2 separate regions of the Homo sapiens genome follow, and region 2 is linked to region 1. Evidence: chromatin loops called from intact Hi-C (ENCODE). Cell type or tissue: endothelial cell of umbilical vein. All regions are shown on one strand. Links, peaks and the distances in the headings refer to the core of each region. The heading gives the core; the rest is flanking DNA.

The links. Hi-C counts contacts between places; a loop is a spot of excess contacts. Peaks named below come from ENCODE experiments on the same cell type or tissue, not always from the same donor. Only the 100,000 strongest peaks of a DNase experiment are listed, where the experiment ranks them.
Region 2: a loop joins it to region 1, with 3 times the contacts of the local background. A loop is called at or near these places in 2 of 110 quality-filtered maps.

What each region holds. Positions count from the first base shown.
Region 1 is chr4:107,735,657-107,738,929 of GRCh38, reverse strand. No RefSeq gene overlaps it. Among named protein-coding and RNA genes, the nearest start is that of PAPSS1, 17 kb to the right of the region's middle. In endothelial cell of umbilical vein, for the core only: a CTCF peak has its summit at 1,734 (motif pointing right); a DNase peak (open chromatin) is centred at 1,769.
Region 2 is chr4:107,278,274-107,281,546 of GRCh38, reverse strand. The region is part of intron 1 of LOC102725220 (a long non-coding RNA gene); the gene reads right to left. Among named protein-coding and RNA genes, the nearest start is that of DKK2, 240 kb to the right of the region's middle. In endothelial cell of umbilical vein, for the core only: no CTCF peak of the experiment used is centred there; a DNase peak (open chromatin) is centred at 1,576; H3K27ac peaks cover 951 bases.

The DNA.
Region 1 (3,273 bases), core at 437-2,936:
CAAGTGAGTGGCATAAGTTTTAATAGCTAGTTCCTTGTCTGGAGACATTCTAGCCACCTGGGACAAGTTGGCTACAAAAGGCCTCCTGAAAATGATTTCACAGGGACTTCATTTGATCCCACTTCTGGGAGCTATTCTTACCTGGAGCAGAGGAATCCCAAGCAACTGAAGCCACTTTAGCCGTGTTTCCTGACATAGCTTGGCGAGGGTTGTTTTTAAGGTATGATTTATTCTTTCAGTTTGTCTGGAGGACTGAGGCCTCCAGGCTGTGTGTAGCTTCCATTTTATCCCTAGCACTTTTCTTACTTGTTGGGCGATTTCCTATGTGAATGAAGGTCCATTGTCACTCTGGATAATGTCAGGAAACCCATATCGAGGAATGATTTCCTTTAGCAGTACCTTAACTACCTCCATTGCCCACTCAGAGCAGCATGGGTATGCCTCTACCCAGCCTGAGAAGGTGTCCACCAGAACTAGGAGATATTTGTACCCTCCTGGGGCAGGTAGCATTTGAGTAAAGTCAATTTGCCAATTCTCTAGTGGTTGTTTCCCTCTCCCTTGCTGTCCAGGCTGTCCTGTATTATGGTTGTTGGGCTCATTTTTAGTGCAAAAGTGGCATCGTAGGATTATACTTTCTAAATGGGCCCTCATTCCTTTTCGTATACTTCTATATGAAAGTTAATGAGGCATCTTGCCCAAAAGTTGTGCCATCATGAATATATTTTAGTATTGGGTGAAGGAAAGACCCATGTCCTGGGTCATTGAAAGTTGTGCAGCCATTCTGACACATTTGCCTTAGTCACTCCCATCATTTGTGAGCCGGTCCAGTGTTTTAAATCCAGGAAGACTTGTAAATGTCTCCAATCTTTCCCTTGCATAGGTGAGACCCACCACGGTGGTGCTAGAAAGGGGTAACAGGCCACAGACCTAACAGGAATCATGCTGGAGGCTGTCTGCATAGTCCTGTGCCCATTGTAGAAGGAGGTTAGCAGTGGATGCAGAAACAATACTAGGTGTAAACAGAAAGAATAGGATAAAAGAAATTTTATCTCTGACACCCAGATTAGGCCTTTGTCATTCAATTTCCAGTCATTTTTCATCCTGAATAAACCCTTTGTCCTTGGTAGCCTTTTCGTCCTCAAGACTGTACCTAGGTTTGAAGGCTGCCAAATCTATTTGGGGAATTAAAGGAACCCGGAGTTCAACATTGGAGCTGGCTAGGTGCCTGGCTGTGCAATCTAAGAAAGCATTTCCCCTAGCTACTTCAGAATTGTTGCACTGATGGCCTGGGCAACGCATAACAGCTATTTCTCTTGGGGCCTTTATTGCCTCTGGTAGCTCTAACACTTGCTTTGCGTATTTGATTTCAGTATTGTCAGCCTTCAGTAGGCCCCTTTCTTTCCAGATAGCACCCTGTGCATGGACTATTATGAAGGCATATTTGGAATCAGTGTAGATGTTGGCACTCTTACTTTGGGACAGTTGCAAGGCTCTGGTAAGGGCGATTGACTGAGCTTTCTGTGCAGAAGTCCCTGTTGGGAGAGTTCTTGCCTCTATTCCCTCTGAGACTCACTACAGCATAGGCAGCGTTCCTTCTTCCATTAATGACTAAACTTTTCCTGTTTGCGAACAATGTCCAGTTTGCACATGAGAGGGCTGTGTCCTTCAAATCTAGGGGACTAGAAAACACTTGATCAATAACTTCTGGGCAGTCATGTATTAGTTCCTCTGATTCCCCAGTAGGTGGCAGCAAAGTGGTGGGGTTTAAGGTTCCAGTGGTCTGCAGTTTCACTGCAGGGTCATCGAGCAGGATAGCCTGATATTGGCCCAATCTGCCCGCTGTTAGCCAATAGCCACCTTTTGTTCTAACAACGCCAAGACTTAGTGTGGCACAGAAATCATGGTGGGCTGACCTAGAGTCAGCTTCTCAGCTTCCTTGAGCAACAAGCAGGTCGTGGCTACTGCCCTAAGACAAGGGGGCCAGCCCCTAGCCACAGTATGGAGCTGCTTTGAAAAATAGGCCACAGGCTGTAGTATTTCTCCCAGTTTTTGTGTTAAGACCCAGAGTGCTAGACCTAGTCTTTCATGCATATAAGGTTGGAAAAGTTTGTGTGGGTTTGGCAGTCCTGGAGCCAGAGCAGATATTAATTTATGCTTTAGTTGCTCAAATGTGATTTGGTGTTCGATTTCCCATGGTCTGCTCCTTTTAGATATAGCTGCTTTACTATTAACCCATAATTGGGACTCCAGATTTTACAAAATCCTGCCATTCCTAGGAAGCCCTTTAGTTGCTTCCTGGTTGTGGGCATCACGATGGAGGCAATTGCACTTAGCCTTTCCACCGTCAGGGCTCTAGCTGCTCTTGTAACAAAAACCCTAAGTATTCTATAGTTTGCTTACATATTTGGGCCTTCTTACTTGAAACTTTATACTCACAAGCTGCCAAGTGGTTTAGGGTCTTTACAGTGTTTTCTTGACATTCTTGTTTTGAGGTGCTGGAAATTAATAAATCATCCACATATTGAAGTAGCACCCCATTTTCTAATTGTAAGCCTCTCAAGTCTTGAATCAAAGCCTCTCCAAATATACTTGGGGAGTTTTTAAACCCTTGAGGGAGCACAGTCCAGCAATATTGAAACTGTGCAGCTGTCTCAGGGTCTGTCCACTCGAAAGCAAACAATAGTTGGCTTTCTATTTCTACTGGTATGCAAAAGAAGGCATCCTTTAAGTCTAGCACTGTAAACCATTCGTGATCCTTAGGTAGTGAAGCAAACATAGTGTATGGGTTAGCCACGATGGGGTGAATGTCTTCCACAGTATCATTAATAGCTCTGTGATCTTGCACAAACCTATACTTATGGGAATGAGGCTTCTTTAATGGCAGGAAAGGAGTATCGTATGAGGACTGACAAGGTCTTATTAAGCCATATTGCAAAAACCAGATTAATGCTGGCTGGATAACTTCCAAGACTTCCTTCTTTAAGGGGTATTGCTTTTTTCCGGATAGGTTGGGGCCCTTCCTTCAGTTTGTTTTTTATTGGACTCACATTAATTTCCCTCTCAGGTTGGTCTCATGCCCAGACCTCTGGCTTCACCTTGTCAAAGACTTCTTGAGGAATTGCCTCTACCTCAGGGTGTGGGGCCTCAGTGCTCACCAGCAGTGCTTGCAGCTGCAGTCCATGCTCTGGAGGCATTTGAAGACACAGCTGACGTTTCTCTTGGGTGGAAGATGATCTGAGTCTCTAACTTGCATAGTAAATCTCTGCTAAGTAA
Region 2 (3,273 bases), core at 414-2,913, 460 kb after region 1:
TACAGTACATAGTGCAGTAACCATTTGGGTAAGTTCTTTCCAATAGTCTACGAGAAGAAGTGAAGTGTGCCACTTCAGGTCTTTCTCACATGATTGTTAGTGCTTTTTATTTCTTTTTGTGAGCTGTAAAGTCACAACAATGAGTAGAGTAACCAAAGGAATCTTGGAAGTCACGTGTTAAAAATGGTGGCACTGCTGTCAGCCTGGGTCCCCAAATGACTGTGTGGAGCAAAGGCTCTTGCTTTGGCTGCAACCTGCAAGATTTGCCTGAACTATTCACTGAGAGAGAAGTTAACCATTACTGTGTTTGAGCCATTACGTTTGGGTTTATTTGTTAAGTAACTTTTGTTACCAAATGAACATAGGTGATCTAGAAAGGTTTCTGGGAGGAGAGAAAGTTTGTGCTAAAATCTGACAGAAGAAAAAAAGGCAGCCGTACGTGCATCCAGAAGATTATTTCTAGGGGGAAGAATAGCAGATGCAAGGGAGCTGTCCTTGACAAGTGACTAGAGGCTATCATTAGAGCCCCTACAATATAGAAGGTTCACACCAGAGAGTAAGGTAGGGGCATATAGATAGAAATGGCATTAGCACAAAATGCAAATATGGCCTGTGGATCTACTTGGCTTATAAGCACTCCATGATAACCGGAAATACTTCTTTCTCTTTTCCCAGATAAATAACTGGCTCAATTCTGCCCAAATCTTTTTTGGAAATGTGGCATTTTAATTAGCACATACATCTATCACCTAGTAGTTACATGTTGTTTAAATAAAAAAAAAACAATTGAACTTAAATTGAGCAAAGACCATACATGAAATCATTTGACATAGATTAGTGAGGGTTTTTCCTGCTTCATGTGATATAGATTAATAGAGAATCTATTTTTCAAGTTCTTCTAACAAAATGGCCAATTCAAGTTCTGAAGTGGCTGGAACATCCTGGTAGTTCTATGCTGTTCAAATTATCTGGAGGTCTCGAGAAGATAGATACATTTTCTGAAGTATTAGTATTTCTTTTATCAGGAAAATTCATTTGTGCTCTGTACTGTGTTGCCAACCCCCTAGTATGGCTGTTTATGTAAAATAGACAACACTTTTTGGAAACAGCTAATATAATTTAATTCTTTTAATTAACAAAAATCATATAGATGTTCTACAATACTTTTAATGTTAGGTTGAATATTCATAGATTAAATAAAATTGAAATAAGTTATAAAGAAACAACATTACTATATGCTGGCTTCTAAAATTCAGTGTAATTCTCCCTTCAAATTTCATGTGACTCAACATGAACCCTTTGGTGCACCCATCTTAGATTTGAAAATTCATTATCCCATTGACATATAAATCAGCAAGATTATTGCAAACAGATCTATGGACTTGTGGTTGAAAGGCTTGAAGGTCTGAAAAGGAAAGTGAAGAAAGTTTAGTGTGTAACACTGCAATGCTATTCTCAGTGACTTAGTCTCATAAGGAACTTATGAAGAATAATGTGTGAAGTACTGTTATCAGTGATCTTTGTATGGTTACCTTCTCCTGTTCACTGCTGTTTTCTTAATGCCAGGACACAGCTCCTGTTACATGGCAGACATAGAACAAATATTTGTTGAAAGAGAGGAAATGAATTCTTTTGTAATATAGAAGAGAATGACATACTAGGCTGATGACTCATGGTCAGATACCTAAGACTTTTGAGGGATTTGATGTTTCCCTTTAAATTTTGTTATGTGACACTGAAGATCTATTGATTCCTTAGAGAAGAATCAGGCAAATATTTTCTTTTAAAGTAGCTCTGTCCATAGATTGCATTTCCAGTTTCTATATTCTCTGCCTGTTTTTCATGGTGTATTCTAAAGAAGCACAGTCCCTTCAGATGGGTGTAGCCATAAGAGCATATCAACCAAAAGTGATCATAATGGTCTCATTTCTTGCTCTCTCTATATCTCTCTCACGGGTATGGAGTTCTTACTAAGTAGAACTAAAGATGAATCTTTGACAGAGGGTTGAACCCCAGGATGGTTTTCAGTCCCTAAATCTTTCACATCAAATTCTACAGCTTCCAGAAATCAATTTATATTCCAGCATATACTTCTTATCCACAGGAACCTTCTAAACCAGTTTAACCTGTCATCCTAACATATCTATATTTTAAAAATTCATTTGTTGCTGCAGAACATTTACTGCCGTGGTTAAGAATGAATCTACATTTTGTTTCTGTGTAGTGTTAAAATGGCAGTGGTTAGTATCAATCCGATAGCATCTGCTAGGATGTCTGGAAGGACAAAACTGACTTCTTTCAAGTCTGTTATAAAAACGAAGCAGACAGAAAGCAACTCAAACCATTTCTTAAAGTTGAAAGCTAAAAGATGCAGATGTAAATGGTGAAGATATGAGTAAAACAAATTGTATCTCTTCCCTCAGACCTTGAACTACCCTAATATACCACCTCTGTGCTTCAGACAGGAAGCAAACTCCCTTTCAGCCCTTTTTTCAAAATAAGTTTCAAATTAGTGGCTGGCACTAGGTGGGTGTTATTGAATGGAGGCCTTTTGGGTTTTGATCCTGATGATTCATCCAAAGTTTATGAAAAGTATATGTAGACATTCAGTTAAAAGGTATGTTTTGGAACACGAGATTTTAAGTTTGTTTAGGTTATTGACCATGTCTAAGCTCTGTTATGTAAATTCCAGAGGAACATCTGAGATCAAAGGAGAAAGATCCAGCTCTTTCTGTAATAGGAATACAGTTTTGTTTTCTGCAGACTCTAGCATTACTTTTTTGGGGTTTGGAAATGGCTCTTCTCCTTTTCGTAAAGTACCTTGTATGATGTCATGCAATGCTAAGTATATTTTGATTGCTATATTTTTATATAAATGGAAATTACTTGAATATAACATTTCAAACTTAAAAATTCACAGAAATGCTTATTTGAAAAGATAGCAAAATCAGTCCTGTAAATTTTTTCAAAATAAATTGATCTTTAAAAAGTTTGAGAATGCTCAGTTTTCTCATGTCTATGATCCATGCAAGGCTACCTGTGTATTTTGCTCCTTGTACGTAGATGAGATGATAATTTATTTTATCCCAAATAAATAAACAAAACAAGAACTGAAGACTTTACAGAAGTTTATGCAAGTTCTGAAATAGGGGAAAGTGATGAAGAAAGTTAAGTGTGGATTCATTGCATGTTCTCTAGATAAACTATCATTTCATTTAATGCCTCCCCTCACCACCACTTTTCTAGTCCTGGCTATTAAAATGTTGGTTCATT